Regions from separate parts of the Homo sapiens genome. Here region 1 is linked to region 2. Evidence: read pairs that join two places in POLR2A ChIA-PET (ENCODE). Cell type or tissue: OCI-LY7. All regions are shown on one strand. Each heading gives the region's core, and the rest is flanking DNA. Links, peaks and the distances in the headings are about the cores only. Region 1 has its middle 240 kb from the start of TRD-GTC1-1. Region 2 overlaps ANKS1B (ankyrin repeat and sterile alpha motif domain containing 1B).

Evidence for each region. ChIA-PET counts read pairs that join two places held together with the same protein. Peaks named below come from ENCODE experiments on the same cell type or tissue, not always from the same donor. Only the 100,000 strongest peaks of a DNase experiment are listed, where the experiment ranks them.
Region 1: POLR2A ChIA-PET joins it to region 2 with 7 read pairs; 1 of 35 experiments calls an interaction of 5 or more read pairs at or near these places.

Annotation. Positions count from the first base shown.
Region 1 is chr12:98,259,677-98,263,676 of GRCh38, reverse strand. No RefSeq gene overlaps it. Among named protein-coding and RNA genes, the nearest start is that of TRD-GTC1-1, 240 kb to the left of the region's middle. In OCI-LY7, for the core only: a CTCF peak has its summit at 2,526; DNase peaks (open chromatin) are centred at 2,436, 3,196 and 3,846; H3K4me3 peaks cover 3,104 bases; H3K27ac peaks cover 3,903 bases.
Region 2 is chr12:99,232,443-99,245,401 of GRCh38, reverse strand. ANKS1B (ankyrin repeat and sterile alpha motif domain containing 1B) reads left to right here. Exons shown (of 27, transcript NM_001352186.2): 14 at 988-1,060. Among named protein-coding and RNA genes, the nearest start is that of GARIN6, 410 kb to the left of the region's middle. In OCI-LY7, for the core only: no CTCF peak of the experiment used is centred there; a DNase peak (open chromatin) is centred at 7,021; H3K4me3 peaks cover 338 bases.

The DNA of each region.
Region 1 (4,000 bases), core at 1-4,000, 980 kb after region 2:
AGTGGCAGGAGGAATGGTTTCAATAAGTTTTGCTGTGTGTTATGAGTGGGATCTCTTTGGGTAAATTTCAATAGATTTCAATAAAGATATAATTTGCTTATTGGCTATTTTTGACTGTATTTCTTTGAGGCTGACTTCTAGGTGAGAAAACGCCAGCCTGGCTTTACGTGGGTTACAACCATGTGTAGCAGATTGAGTTTCACACTTTGGTGTCCTACATGCTGCCTCCAAGCACTTAGTGGAAACAGCAAATATTTCTTGCACGTAACTGAAATAATAATCGTAAGATTGTGTGCCATCCAATCTTATAGCTTCTAACTATGGAATGAATTAAGACTAAAATGAAGTACATTCTTAGGATTTGTTCTGCTCTTTAGTAGATTTAAAGAATGTGTTAAAACATGCATTGTGGAAAAGGACATTCCATTTTGAACTATTCCAGAAATATGCATAGGAACCATTTAGACTGATCTTATTGTCCATTTGAGTTAATCTGTGGGAAGCAAGGCACTCCCTATTGCTAGCCAGATCCTTCCAAGAATTTTAAGATATTCAAATTGGAATTTCTTTCTTCAAGCCCCCGAAGCTCACAGAAAAATCGCCCACATGGCCAGAGTCGAAGTTATGCCTCCCTGCTGGGGCTCAGTCAAACAAAGACATTCCTTCTTGTTGGTAACACATCTCTGTATCAGCTGAATTACCGGGATTTAAATTAAATGGAATCTCAGGTGAAAGGTTTTATTTCAGAGAGGCAACTTTCGTTTTGGCGGCAGGGAGAGAAGGCCCTCCTATCATCTGGTGGTAAGACGGGGGCTTCAGAAAGAGGCAGGAAGAGCTCTGCGAATGTTAGGTGGCTCAGTGGGGAGTTCAGGAAGTCACTGTTGTGTTCTTAAAGAGGCTATGCCAGAGGATTTTGGAGACCCAGATGCTTCATTCAATGAACTACAAATGGTGAGTACCTCTGTGAGACATTGAGTTGTCTAGTCCTACTCCTTACCTTTTCCATTTTCACCTCCCTTATTCCTGCCCTTCTAGGAGGCTAACGTGGAACTGTGTTTGTAGCCATGTTGAGGTAGGAGAAGAGTGTATCTCTTTATTTTTGTTTTTGAAGGCATTAAAAAAAATCTTAGGACTGTATGGAAGTACACACTCTGACATCACTTATAGGTGTCGCTAGGAGGAGGTGTGGATGCTTAATGACCCAACAGGAGATGTGACCCCTTGGGAGGCTTCCAGACCTTGCTTTCCTCTCTGGGCTGGCCAAGATGCTGGGTGTCCAGAAGAGGAGCTGTGGCCTCCAGGGACTGTTAGGTTACTCAGGGGGAAAACCACAGCGAACTGATTGGACCCCTTGCTGTCTGGGAGAAGTTCACTCTTTGAACCAGCCTGTCCCTGCCCTGCAATGTCCTCATGTGCCTAAAAGAAAAGAAATAAAGAGGTTGTAATTCCAAGTTAATCACCTAATAAGGGAGGCTGCTTGGGATGATGAGAGAAAAAAAAAACTAAAATGCATGGGAATGCCTTTGGAGAAGCACTTAGAACACCTGAGTGGGGAGATTGTTGGCAGAAAAGCTAAAGATGTGGCTTGGGTTTGTGTTTTAGGGTGAAGCTGAAGCAAAGCTCAAGGGACCTGTTTGTTACACACGGTCTCCAGCCTTTGTGCCCGTGGGAATATGGGCTCCGGGGGGTAGTCAGGGCTTGAGGTGTGGGGAAAAGGAGTGCCCAAATAAGTGCCTATCATCCGAGATTCAGAAGAAATCCTGTGAAGAATCTGGAGTTGTTTCAGAAGTTGCTTCAACCTAGAAGCCTTTCCTGAAACTCAGAATTATTGCACGCATACACACACACACACACACACACACACACACACACACACACACACACACACACACACATTCTTCAGGGGCAATGCCTCTTTAGTTTTTTATTTTCTTTTATTCTAGAAGGGGAGAGAATAGCATTGAGGTGGGATAACCAAAATGGGATTATTTTAAAATGCACTTTCCCTCCCCATTCTACAGGGGATTGAGGAGGATTATGTGCAGCTTTCATGAAATGTCTTGTGTTCCTCTCTGGGAAAGAAACTGTAAATGTCAAGTTATCAGTCTCTGTGATAACAGCTCACACAGGTACAGGCAGACCCAGCAGGGAGGAAAGAGCATGGCTGGCCCATACACTAGTGTCACCTGCAGTTACCAAGACCAAGACCCTAGTAGTCTGGTGTAGCCAACAGATGGAGAGGTGACAACAACTAGAGTCAGGGAAGGGGATGGGGAGCATGGCGACACGTGAGAGGTACCAACCACCCTGCAGAGGGTTGACAAAGCAGAAGCAGCAGGCTTAGTAGGTGCAGCCCCTCACTTCTCAAACCCAACCTCCAGGTGCCACTTTTATGCTTAGTGTTAACTGAGCTGCTCAGACCCTGATGTGCAAGCAAGCCACCTGGAGATCTTGTTAAAATAAAATTTCTGATTCAGTAAGCCTGAGGCTAGGGCTCCCCAGGTGATGTTGCTGCTGCTGGCCTGGGTACTATGCTCTGATTAGCAAGGTGTTAAGAGAATCTCAGGTCACAGCTGTATTTTTAGGTTGCACAGCTGCAATAGAAAGGTGAATCAAATTGTGTACAAAGATATACAAACACATTCTGCTGTCACTTAAGCTTACTAGTGTCAGGGGGAAATTGTCCAGATAACTCCAAATCTTTTGAATTTGGATTTGGAATGCTTTATATGAGTAAATGTTTGCTTTCTATGGCTGACAGTTGATGTTGGGGTGTTCAGGTCTATATAAAGATGGCTTAGTAACTTTTTTTTTTTTTTTGAGATGGATTCTCACTCTGTCACCCAGGCTGGAGTGCAGTGGTGTGATCTCGGCTCAATGCAACCTCCACCTCCCAGGTTCAAGCAATTCTCATGTCTCAGCATCCTGAGTAGCTGGGATTACAAGCATGTGCCACCACACCGGGCTCATTTTTGTATTTTTAGTAGAGATGGGGTTTCTCCATGTTGGCCAGTCTGGTCTTGAACTCCTGGCCTGAAGTGATCTACCCACCTCGGCCTCCCAGAGTGCTGGGATTACAGGCATAAGCCACTGCGCCCGGCCCTAAGATGGCTTAGTACTTATTGAGTACACACCAGCTGAGGGGAGGAGCATGCTGAGTGACAGGGGAGGCGAGCTTGCCATGTTCCTTGGCCAAGGACCACCTATAAAGTGTACAGCTTAACTGTGCATAGTTGGGAGCTGGCTTTTGCACTGGATATGTCTCCTCTGGTTAGGCTAGAGAGGGGAAGTTAACACTGTGCTCTTAAGGCTCCCTCTTCTAAGGAAGAAAATTAGGTAGGAAGAGACAGAACATAATGGCAAGAGAATGAAAGTCACGATATTGTTTGGGATTCTATTTTTTATCTTTGGGACGAGAGAAAAATGAATTCCATAGGAAGAAGGACAAATCAAGGGGAACAACATTAAAAAAAGAAGAAACAAAAGAGATGAGTGATGAAGAGAGGAAGGAAATCTCCTCAGTAGATAAAACAGATTTGCCAAATATATTACATTCATTAAGATTTTTCTCTGCTTATAATGTGTGCTTTTCGGAGGCTTTTCTTAGCATTAACGGACGCTCTGGGAGAGGAGAAAGTTGGCAGAGAGAAGCCTAGCAAATATATAAATAAGCTTTGGAGGTTTCAGAAGTTTCTCTTCCCACAATAGAATGTTCTGCAGCCTGGGCAAACTTTTTCTTACTTAAACAAATGCTTTGAAAGACAAAGATTTCATATCGTCAGTGGAACATTCAGACTAATAATTGCCTCTGTTCTTCTGCCTTGAAGTCTCAACAGCCAGCAGATTTATGATTCACTTTCAGCAATAAGCTCCTTCAAATAAATACCACTTTCCCCAGCTGCAAATTGAGTTTTCGCAAACACACAGAGATAGACTTCACTAACAGGAACTAAGTTTTCTTGGTGTGTATGTATATATGATGGTGAAACAATGTGTTTGC
Region 2 (12,959 bases), core at 4,808-8,807:
TGCTATAGCTTAGACCATCATATCTTCCTTTAAATTCCATACTAGTAGATGGTTAGTTTTTCAAGTATAGCCATTTCTTATATTTATTAATTTAGTGAATAACATCTGAGATCCTTTTGTAGAGGCAGGATTAATTAACATTTAACTTAGATCTTATAATTAAGTTGTTTTCATGACTAGATGCTGGTGATTGGATGTCAGTAATCAGCTTGTGGTTGGTCAAACCATTTGGTTAGAACTTGCTCCAGGCCGGGAATGGTGGCTCATGCCTGTAATCCTAGCACTTTGGGACGCCGAGGCAGGTAGATCACTTGAGGCCAGGAGTTCAGAAACATCCTGGCCAACATGGCAAAATCACATCTCTACTAAAAACACAAAAATTAGCCAGGTGTGGTGGCATATGCCTGTAATCCCAGCTACTTGGGAGGCTGAGGCACGAGACTCATTTGGACCTGGGCGGCGGAGGTTGCAGTGAGCTGAGATGGTGCCACAGCACTGTAGCCTGGGCAACACAGTGAGATTCTGTCGAAACAAAAAACAGAAAACTTTGCTCCTGTGGCCGTGCTCTCCACACCCTGAAACCTGCTCCTTTACCAGTTAGATGGGATGCATGTTCTTAGGCAGAAGAAGAAGGGTGCCAGAGAGCAGAGACTTTGTCACATGAATTTATCTACAGTCCTTCTGAGTTTGAAGAATACACAGTTCCTAAATGACCAATCTATCCAAGTACAAAGTTTATTTCAAGAAACACAAAGAAAAGGCAAACTAATTTTGAAAGTTTAAGAAAGGGGAACATACTTTACATTTTAATAAAACAATCCGAAAGATGTTTGCTTTCCTTTAAATATTTCGCTATGCATCTCTTAACTGTGGAACACTGTGGTAATAACATCAAAAATATTTGCTCCCTTCATTTGAAACTTATTTTAAAATACAATGTTAAAAGTGAATGTAACAATCCATTTAAATGGTTTTTGTTTCTTACAGATTGACAAAATAATGAGTTCCATAGATGTTGGAATCAACAACGAACTTAAAGAGATGAATGGTGAGACCACAAGTAAGGCAACCTTCCTCTACATTATAATGAATAAATGTGCTTAAGGAGTAGTGAGAAAATGATAGGAATCTTTAGATAATTGCATTTTTTTCATTATAACAATAACTACAAATTATTTCCTTCCACTCTCAGATCTAACAACAATGACATATAAGCAACATCAGTTATAAGAATATTGACTTAGCAAATTGAGAGGATTTTTTCCCATGTGCTATTTTACTATGCCAGTGAAGTTTTTCTTTTTTTTTTTTAGAATTTTTTAATAATACTTTTAATTTAAATATATTTCAAACTCTCTGTTGGTTGTAAGTCTTTTTTTTATTATTATACTTTAAGTGCTAGGGTACATGTGCACAATGTGCAGGTTTGTTACATAGGTATACATGTGCCATGTTGGTTTGCTGCACCCATCAACTCGTCATTTACATTAGGTATTTCTCCTAATGCTATCCCTCCCCCAGCTCCCCACCCCGCAAGAGGCCCTTGCATGTGATGTTCCCCACCCTGTGTCCATGTGTTCTCATTGTTCACTTATGAGTGAGAACATGTGGTGTTTGGTTTTCTGTCCTTGTGACAGTTTGCTGAGAATGATGGTTTCCTGCTTCATCCATGTCCCTGCAAAGGACATGAGCTCATCCTTTTAATGGCTGCATAGTATTCCATGGTGTATATGTGCCACATTTTCTTAATCCAGTCTATCACTGGTGGACATTTGGGTTGGTTCCAAGTCTTTGCTATTGTGAATAGTGCCACAATAAACATACGTGTGCATGTGTCTTCATAGTAACATGATTTATGATCCTTTAGGTATATACCCAGTAATGGGATGGCTGGGTCAAATGGTATTTCTAGTTCTAGATCCTTGAGGAATCGCCACACTGTCTTCCACAATGGTTGAACTAATTTATGCTCCCACAAACAGTGTAAAAGCATTCCTATTTCTCCACGTCCTCTCCAGCATCTGTTGTTTCCTGACTTTTTAATGATCGCCATTCTAACTGGCTTGAGATGGTATCTCACTGTGGTTTTGATTTGCATTTCTCTGATGACCAGTGAGGATGAGCATTTTTTCATGTGTCTGTTGGCTAGATAGATGTCTTCTTTTGAGAAGTGTCTGTTCATAACCTTTGCCCACTTTTTGATGGGATTATTTGTTTTTCTCTTGTAAATTTGTTTAAGTTCTTTGTAGATTTTGGATATTAACCCTTTGTCAGATGGGTAGATTGCAAAAATTTTCTCGCATTCTGTAGGTTGCCTTTTCTTTTGCTGTGTGGAATCTCTTTAGTTTAATTAGATCCCATTTGTCTATTCTGGCTTTTGTTGCCATTGCTTTTGGTGTTTTAGTCATGAAGTCTTTGCCCATGCCTATGTCCTGAATGGTATTGCCTAGGTTTTCTTCTAGGATTTTTATGGTGTTAGGTCTTACATTAAAGTCATTAAGCCATCTTGAGTTAATTTTTGTATATGGTGTGAGGAAGGGATCCAGTTTCAGCTTTCTACATATGGCTAGCCAGTTTTCCCAGCACCATTTATTAAATAGGGAATCCTTTCCCCATTGCTTGTTTTTGTCAGGTTTGTTGAAGATCAGATGGTTGTAGATGTGTGTTGTTATATCTGAGGCCTCTGTTCTGTTCCATTGGTCTATATATCTGTTTTGGTACCAGAATCATGCTGTTTTGTTTACTGTAGCCTTGTAGAATAATTTGAAGTCAGATAGCATGATGCCTCCTGGTTTGTTCTTTTTGCTTAGGATTGTCTTGGCTCCACAGGCTCTTTTTTGGTTCCATATGAATTGTAAAGTAGTTTTTCCAATTCTGTGAAGAAAGTCAGTGGCAACTTGATGGGGATAGCATTGAATCTATAAATTACCTTGGGTGGTGTGGCCATTTTCACGATATTGATTCTTCTTATCCATGAGCATGGAATGTTCTTCCATTTGTTTGTGTCCTCTTTTATTTCATTGAGCAGTGGTTTGTAGTTCTGGTTAAAGAGGTCCTTCACATCCCTTGTAAATTGGATTCCTAGGTATTTTATTCTCTTTGTAGTAATTGTGAATGGGAGTTCACTCATGTTTTGACTTTCTGTTTGTCTATTATTGGTGTATAGGAATGCTTGTGATTTTTGCAGATTGATTTTGTATCCTGAGATTTTGCTGAAGTTGCTTATCAGCTTAAGGAGATTTTGGGCTAAAATGATTGGGTTTTCTAAATATACAATCATATCATCTGCAAACAGAGACAATTTGACTTCCTCTTTTTCTAATTGATTTATGTCATTCTCTTGCCTGATTGCTCTGGCCAGAACTTCCAACACTATTTTGAATAGGAGTGGTGAGAGAGGGCATCCCTGTCTTTCGCCGGTTTTCAAAGGGAATGCTTCCAGTTTTTGCCCGTTCAGTATGATATTGGCTGTGGGTTTGTCATAAATAGCTCTTATTATTTTGAGATACATTCCATCAATACCTAGTTTATTGAGAGTTTTTAGCATGAAGGGCTGTTGAATTTTGTCAAAGGCCTTTTCTGCATCTACTGAGATAATCATGTCCTTTTTGTTGTTGGTTCTGTTTATGTGATGGATTACATTTATTGATTTGTGTATGTTGAACCAACCTGGCCTCCCAGGGATGAAGCCAATCTGATCGTGGTGGATAAGCTTCTTGATGTGCTGCTGGATTCAGTTTGCTAGTATTTTACTGAGGATTTTCACATCAATGTTCATCAGGGATATTGGCATAAAATTCTCTTTTGTTGTTGTGTCTCTGCCAGGCTTTGGTATCAAGATGATGCTGGCCTCATAAAATGAGTTAGGGAGGATTCCCTCTTTTTCTATTGATTGGAAAAGTTTCAGAAGGAATGGTACCAGTTCCTCTTTGTACCTCTGGTAGAACTCGGCTGTGAATTTGTCTTGTCCTGGACTTTTTTTAGTTGGTAGGCTATTTATTATTGCCTCAATTTCAGAACCTGTTATTGGTCTATTCAGAGATTCAACTTCTTCCTGGTTTAGTCTTGGGAAGGTGTATGTGTCCAGGAATTTACCCATTTCTTCTAGATTTTCTACTTCATTTGCGTAGAGGTGTTTATAGTATTCTCTGATGGTAGTTTGTATTTCTGTGGGATTGGTGGTGATATCCCCTTTATCATTTTTTATTGCATCTGTTTGATTCTTCTCTCTTTTCTTCTTTATTAGTCTTGCTAGTGGTATATCAATTTTGTTGATCTTTTCAAAAAACCAGCTCCTGGATTCATTGATTTTGTGAAGGATTTTTTGTGTCTCTATCTCCTTCAATTCTGCTCTGATCTTAATTATTTCTTGTCTTCTGCTAGCTTTTGAATTTGTTTGCTCTTGTTTCTCTAGTTCTTTTAATTGTGATGTTAGCGTGTCAATTTTAGATCTTTCCTGCTTTCTCTTGTGGGCATTTAGTGCTATAAGTTTCCCTCTACACGCTGCTTTAAATGTATCCCAGAGATTCTGGTACAATGTGTCTTTGTTCTCATTGGTTTCAAAGAACATCTTTATTTCTGCCTTCATTTTGTTATTTACCCAGTAGTCACTCAGGAGCAGGTTGTTCAGTTTCCACGTAGTTGAGCAGTTTTGAGTGAATTTCTTAATCCTGAGTTCTAATTTGATTGCACTGTGGTTTTAGAGACGGTTTGTTATGATTTCTGCTCTTTTACATTTGCTGAGGAGTGTTTTACTTCTAACTATGTGGTCAATTTTAGAATAAGTGGGATGTGGTGCTGAGAAGATTTGGGGTATGCAGTTCTGTAGATGTCTATTATGTCCGCTTGGTCCAGAGCTGAGTTCAAGTCCTGGATATCCTTGTTAACTTTCTCTCTTATTGATCTGTCTAATATTGGCAGTGGGGTGTTAAAGTCTATCATTATTATTGTATGGGAGTCTATGTCTCTTTGTCGGTCTCTAAGGACTTGCTTTATGATTCTGGTTACTCCTGTATTGGGTGCCTATATATTTAGGATAGTTAGCTCTTCTTGTTGAATTGATCCGTTTACCATTATATAGTGGCCTTCTTTGTCTCTTTTGATCTTGTTGGTTTAAAATCTGTTTTATCAGAGACTAGGATTGCAATCCGTGCTTTTTTTTGTTTTCCATTTGCTTGGTAGATCTTCCTCCATCCCTTTATTTTGAGCCTATGTGTGTCTCTGCATGTGAGATGTGTCTCCTGAATACAGCACACTGATGGGTCTTGGCTCTTTATCCAATTTTCCAGTCTGTGTCTTTTAATAGGGACATTTAGCCTATTTACATTTAAGGTTAATATTGTTATCTTTGAATTTGACCCTATCATTATGTTAGCTGGTTATTTTGCCTGTTAATTCCACAGTTTCCTCATAGCGTTGATGGTCTTTACAATTTGGCATGTTTTTGCAGTGGCTGGTACCGGTTGTTCCTTTCCATGTTTAGTGCTTTCTTCAGGAGCTCTTGTAAGGTAGGCCTGGTGGTGACAAAATCTCTCAGCATTTGCTTGTCTGTAAAGGATTTTATTTCTCCTTCATTTATGAAGCATAATTTGGCTGGATATGAGATTCTGGGTTGAAAATTCTTTTCTTTAAGAATGTTGAATATCGGCCCCCACTCTCTTCTTGCTTGTAATGTTTCTGCCAAGAGATCCACTGTTAGTCTAATGGGCTTCCCTTTGTGGGTAACCCAACCTTTCTCTCTGGCTGCCCTTAACATTTTTTCCTTCATTTCAACCTTGTTGAATCTGATGATTATGTGTCTTGGGGTTGCTCTTCTTGAGGAGTATCTTTGTGGTGTTCTCTGTATTTCCTGAATTTGAATGTTGGCCTGCCTTGCTAGATTCGGGAAGTTCTCCTAGATAATATCCTGAAGAGTGTTTTCTAACTTGGTTCATTCTCCCTGTCACTTTCTGGTACACCAATCAAATGTATATTTGGTCTTTTCACATAGTCCCATATTTCTTGGAGGCTTTGTTCATTTCTTTTCACTCTTTTTTCTCTAATCTTGTCTTCTTGCTTTATTTCATTTATTTGATCTTCCATCACTGTTATCCTTTCTTCCACTTGATCAAATCAGCTATTGATGCTTGTGCATGCATCATGAGGTTCTTGTGCTTTGGTTTTCAGTTCCATCAGGTCATTTAAAGTCTTCTTTACACCGTTTATTCTAGTTAGCCATTTGTCTAACCTTTTTTCAGGGTTTTTAGCTTCCTTGAGATGGGTTAGAATATGATCCTTTAGCTCAGAGGAGTTTGTTATTCCAACCTTCTGAAGGCTACTTCTGTCAACTCATCAAACTCATTCTCTGTCTAGTTTTGTTCACTTGCTGGCGAGGAGCTGCAATCCTTTGGAGGAGAAGAGGCATTCTGGTTTTTGGAATTTTCAGCTTTTCTGCAGTGGTTTCTCCCATTTTTTTGGTTTTATCTACCTTTGGTCTTTGATGTTGGTGACCTATACAGATGGGGTTTTGGTGTGGATGTCCTTTTCGTTGCTGTAGATGCTATTCCTTTCTGTTTATTAGTTTTCCTTCTAACAGTCAAGCCCCTCAGCTGCAGGTCTGCTGGAGTTTGCTGGAGGCCCACTCCAGACCCTGTTTGCCTGGGTATCACTAGTAGAGGCTGCAGAACAGCAAATATTGCTGCCTGATCCTTCCTCTGGAAGCTTTGTCCCAGAGGAGCACCCACCTCTTTGAGGTGTCTGTTGGCCCCTACTGGGAGATGTCTCCCAGTCAGGCTACACAGGGGTCAGGGACCTGCTTGAGGAGGCAGTCTGTCTGTTCTTGGAGCTCAAACGCTGTGCTGAGAGAACCACTGCTTTCTTCCGAGCTGTCAGACAGGGACATTTAAATCTGCAGAAACTGTCTGCTGCCTTTTGTTCTGCTATGCCCTTCCCCCAGAGGTGGAATCTAGAGAGGCAGTAGGCCTTGCTAAGCTGCAGTGGGCTCCACCCATTTGGAGCTTCCCGGCTGCTTTGTTCACACTGTGAGCTACTCAAGCCTCAACAGTGACGGATGCCCCTCCCCCCGTCAAGCTGCAGCATTGCATGTTGATCTCAGACTGCTGCACTAGCAGTGAGCAAGGATCCGTGGGTGTGGGACCCACCAAGCCAGGCAAGGGAAGGTATCTCCTGGTCTGCCAGTTGCTAAGACTGTGGGAAAAGTGCAGTATTTGATCAGGAGTGTACCATTTCTCCAGGTACAGTCTGTCACAGTTTCCCTTGGCTAGGAAGGGGAAATCCCCCAACCCCTTGCACTTCCTGGGTGAGGCAACACCCCGCCCTGCTTCAGCTCGCCCTCTGTGGGCTGCACCCACTGTCCAACCAGTCTCAATGAGATGAACCAGGTACCTCAGTTGGAAATGCAGAAATCACCCATCTTCTGCATCGATCTCACTGGGAACTGCAGACCAGAGCTCTTCCTATTCAGCCACCTTGGACACCAGTGAAGTTTTTCTATGTGCTAGGCATGTGCCTGTAGTCCCAGGTACTCGGGAGGCTGAGGCCAAAGGATTGCTAGAGCCTAGGTGTTTGAGACCAGCCTTGGCAAGATAGTGAGACCCTGTCTTCAAATATGTATATATATAGACACACATGCACACACACGAAGTTTCTATTTTATGTAGAGCTCAGTATGAAGCACTTCAAAGCATTAAAGAATCTGATGACTTAATACACTAATATTTCTTATTCAGTGAAACATTCACCTGACCAAAGTGATTAACAACTTCTGCTAAGTTGTGGGCTCCAATTTTGCAAGAACTGTGTGTTAATCATCTTTATGTATCCCATAATACTTGGCAGACTATTTCACAAATAGTTGGTTTTACAATCACTATTTTATATATTACTCTTACTAAGTATTATTTTCTTCCTTACAACTAAAGTTCAGAGCCAAAGTGGAAGGCCATATCAGATCCAAATCTATTCATTTTTCTTGTTTGAGTTTTGTAGCCAATACAGAGATATTTGCATTACTTCAGTATTGACACCAAATGTGTGTGGAGCCCCCAGACACACACAAACACATACACACACATATATATACATATATATGTATATAGCTGGGCCTATACAGCTGGGTATAATGACTATTTTAGTGTAAGGCAGGCACAGTTGAAAAGTATGTGAATTTTGTGACAAACACACAGGAACACACCCCAAACAAAAAAGGCTGGTGATTCATTTTGATATTCTCAGTTGACATATTTGAAAAGTTATGAAAGAGCCCCAAATCTTACCATCCTTGCAATTTTCTTCTTTTTTAACTTTTATTTTATGTTCAGGGATACAAGTATGTTTGCTGCATAGGTAAACTTGTATCATGGAGGTTTGTTGTCCAGATTATTTCATCACCCAGGTATTAAGCCTAGTACCCATTATTTTTCCTGACTCTCTCCCTCCTCCCACCCTCCATCCTCCAAAAGATATCAGCGTGTGTTGTTCCCCTCTGTGTGTCCATGTGTTCTCGTCATTTAGCTCCCACTTATAAGTGAGAACATGCAGAATTTGGTTTTCTGTTCCTGTGTTAGTTTGCTAAGGATAATGGTCTCCAGCTCCATCCATGTCCCTGCAAAGGATATAATCTCATTCTTTTTAATGGTCAAAGCTGGAAGCATTCTCCTTGAAAATCAGCACAAGACAAGCATGCCCTCCTTATTCCTATTCAACATAGTATCAGAAGTTCTGGCCAGTGCAGTCAGGCAAGAGAAAGAAAGAAAGGGCATCTGCTATGGTTTGGCTGTGTTCCCACCCAAATCTCATCTTGAATTGTAATCCTGATATGTCAAGGGAGGGACCTAGTGGGAGGTGATTGGATCATGGGGTTGGTTCCCAGCATGCTGTTTTCATGATAGTGGGTGAGTTCTCACGAGACCTGATGGTCTTAGAGTGTGGCAATTCCCCCTTTACTGTGTCTCTCTCCTGCTGCCATGTAAGATGTGCCTTGCTTCCCCTTTGCCTTCCACCATGATTGTAAGTTTCCTGAGGCCTCCTCAGCCATGCGAAACTGCGAGTCAGTTAAACCTCTTTTCTTTATAAATAACCCAGTCTCAGGTAGTATCTTTACAGCAGTGTGAAAAACAGCATCCAAATAGGAAGAGAGGAAGTCAAACTATCCCTGTTTGCAGATGGCATGATCCTATATCTAGAAAACCCAATAGTATTATCCTTGCAGTTTTGTACTGAAGCAAAACTGAATGAACTACCTGCATCATTACAACTGCTAACATTAGGGAATTTTTCTCAAAATGTGGTCTACAAATCACTTGCATCAGAATCACTTCCAGCGCTGGTGAAAAATGAAGATTCCTCGGCTCCATGCTACTAAATCAGTATTTCTGGAGGCAGAGCTCAACAAATATGCCTTTTAAACAAGCAATCCAAGTGACTCTTAAGACCAGGAAAGTTGGAGAATGATTGTTTTATGGTGGATTGGCCTGGGTGGCTAAGAAGTAACATTGCAATCACTAAAAAGAATATGCAGGTCTAAGTGACACCCTGGTAGGAGTACCTTGCTTGTTTCTCTTATGTTGGAACAAGTGAGAAGTTATTCTAACTCGGCTGGGCCCCATGTTAATTAAGTGATAATTTTTAAAAAGGTCAAGCAATACTTTTTTTCTGAAATACAGGTTTGCATTAGATTTTAAAACTGAAAAATTAAGAAACAATTCTCAAAATTTCATACATATGTTTAGTGACCCAAGTATGATATTAGCTCCAAGATAGACTATGTAGCCAGTTCTCTCACATAGAAATGCTGACAAACACTGAGGACTTTGCCAAAACCCAACGAACCAGCCTAGCAACATATGTTGCCACGTAATTCTTTCAGGCCTGCTTACAGAATAATTTCAGGGATATTGTAAGAATACAGATCTTTGATTGATGTGAAGGTAAGAATTTCTTTTCTTATCAACTTTACTCATTCTATCTTTATTCAAAGATAGAGTGGCTGCCCCGTGTGATAGTAAGTTCCTCAATACTGAGGATATTCAAGCTAGGAGTGCTTCTGTGCTGGAATGGTGTTTCATGCATGAAGTCCACAGCTAGACTTAGGTAACATTGGATATTAATGTTCTAAAATTCTTCAAACATATAGTGCCATTGAGCCATAAAAATATAATACACATGATTATTAAAAGTAAAAATAAATGTTAAAAGTGCCACTTGGACAAAGCTGCCTCTTAAGGGCATTTTAGTGGTAAACAAATACACAAATTATTTTTTCTTCTCTTTCTACCTATCATATTGCCATCCTACCTACTGACTTTATTTATCATTTTTCTACAGTGGTAGTTAAAATGAAAGTGGAGACTCAGTCCCCAAAGAATCATTGTTATTAACAGAGGCTGGCTCTGTGTGTGCCTCAATTTTTACCTCTTCATCACACACTACTTACGTGCTAAGTGATTGACCATGGCATGTACCATTCCACTTGGCCATTAGGCTAGTTGTGAATTACAGTTTTGCTGAGTTGCAGTTTTTTCCCTCTCAAGGGTAGGTTTAATTAGAGGTGTGATAAACAACCCTGTGAAAATGGCATTCCACAAGTAATATTTTGGGTACTGAGTGTGGTTGGTAAATCACATGGTAAAAAAAAAAAAAGTCAGACAGACATGAATTCAAATCTTGGCTCTGTTATTTACCAGCTGCTTGATCTTAGGTGACTTACTCAGTTTCCCCATTGACAGAAATGAGAATACTAATAGAGGATGAGTGTAGAGATGCACGATGGCATATACATAAAAGTCTAACATATGCAGATACATATTAAATTTTAGCTCTCACCTTGTCCTATTGTGATGCAGACATTGTGTTTGCTGCTGTGGTCATACCAAAATAAATACACGTAAGCCCTGTCTGTAAGAATCTTAGAATGTCAGCTGATCTTACAATCTTAATGTTAAATTCACTGTATTCCCAGGAATTGTTGTGGTGTGTCAGTTGGAATACAGGTCATGATAAATGCACCAGTCAATTGGTACCAGAGAAGAGCAGTTACTAAAAGAGAGCATAAAATTCCAGAGTACCCTGGCACAGAAAGAAGAAAAGTCTAATACACATTGATTTAAGTGGTCTAAGTTATTTTGATGAAATCTGATCATACTGCTTTTGCTTGACAATTGGGAAGGGACAGGCAATGAAATTAATGGGAGGTAAATTTAAAATGAGCAAGAGGAAACACCGTTTTATGTAGTATGTGTTGTCTATCTGCAAAATTTTGCTTTGGGAGGATACTAAGTCAAGTGCTATGCCTAGCTCTAACAGAGCTCTGTAGTTTTTTGAACACTTATGTTTGTTGCTTAAGACCTCTTAAGACAATTGGGAGAATAAAATCTTAAGCAATGGAGATGAAGGATCAAAGGTCAACATTACATTTGGATTCTCTTGCCTATTTTGTCTCAGCATTTTTTTTGTTGTCCCCACCCCTACACATTTCTAATGTCAGATATTTTATAAACAAAATATTTATTGGATCAGGAAAAGATTTGGAGGTCTCTCATCTTTATTCCTATAAATATGAACCCACTCAAAGTTTGAGCAGTCTCTATGGGTCATCAACTAGTTTTACTAATAGAAATCAGTTTCCTCTTTTTCCTACCACCCCAATTTTCTCAGCAATTGTGTAGTAGTTTGAAACTTATCTAGCAACGTCAACTGTCCAGGACTAAGACAGAAATAAGAGTAAATATAATTTCCTGAATTTGTTTGAGGTCAGTCCTTTTGATTCTCAGAACTTATTAATTCATAAGTTTTACAAACAACACTTCTGTTTTCCCACTTGAAATCAGACTCAAATGCCAAACAAATCAGTATTGGTGTAGGATTCAATTATATTCAATGCCTCATATTGTGCAGAACACCCTGTTCTTCAGCAAAGCTGGATATGTGATGTGATAATATATTCTACATCATCATGCACTCTCAGGTTTGCATTTTTAGAATCCTTTCAGATAACAGGTTTTGAAGTTAGATGGACCTGGTCTCAAGTCCCAGTTTTGCAATTTCTGACCTCCCTGATGTCAACTTCCTCACCTAGAAACTCAGATTTTTAATAACCACCCTATAAGACTGTAGCAAGATTAAATTATACACTGTACTACTACAGTTTAGGTATCCCTTATCTGAAATGCTTGTGACCGGAAGTGTTTCAGATTTCAATTATTTTTGGATTTGGAATGTTTGCATATATATAATGAAACATCTTGTAGTTGGGACCCAAATCTAAACATGAAATTCATTTGTTATTTATATACACCTTCTATACAAAGCATGAATGTAATTTTATACAATATTTTTAATAATTTTGTGCACAAAACAAAATTTTGACTGTATTTTGACTGTGGCTTGTCAAAATACAGTCAAAATTTTCTACTTGTGGTGTCATGTAGGTGTTCAAAAAATTAGATTTGGGAGCATTTCGGATTTCAGATTTTCAGGTTGGGAATTCTCAACTTTATAGCCTGAAACATAGCTGGTAATTCATAAATATAATTTTCTTGCCTTTTTATCAGAGTATGCATGGCTTCTCTTTCTCATTAGAGTGCATGCTCCACAGAAAGATGCTTGGGAAACCTTGCTTATCTTTTGATCACTGAGGATTGTAGTTAAGGTATAATTACTCATATTCTAAGTTGCTTTCATGTGGAATCTTTTCTGAAGTTTTATTTCTTTAACCATTGTCATTGCAATCATAAGAAAGTGCTTTCAAGTTAGGAAATTTACCACCTTCACTGGAACTACTTCAAATACTCACACTTTTCTAAGAATCAGGTTGAATATCTTCTTGATGGGATGGAGGATCACTTAAGTAAAGTGGAGGCAGTAATTGGCTCCACGGGACGTGCTTGTCATTACACAAGAGCAAACATGCAGAGTAATCAAGCGCTCAGGCTTCACAATACAAGGGTGACAGATAATCTCAT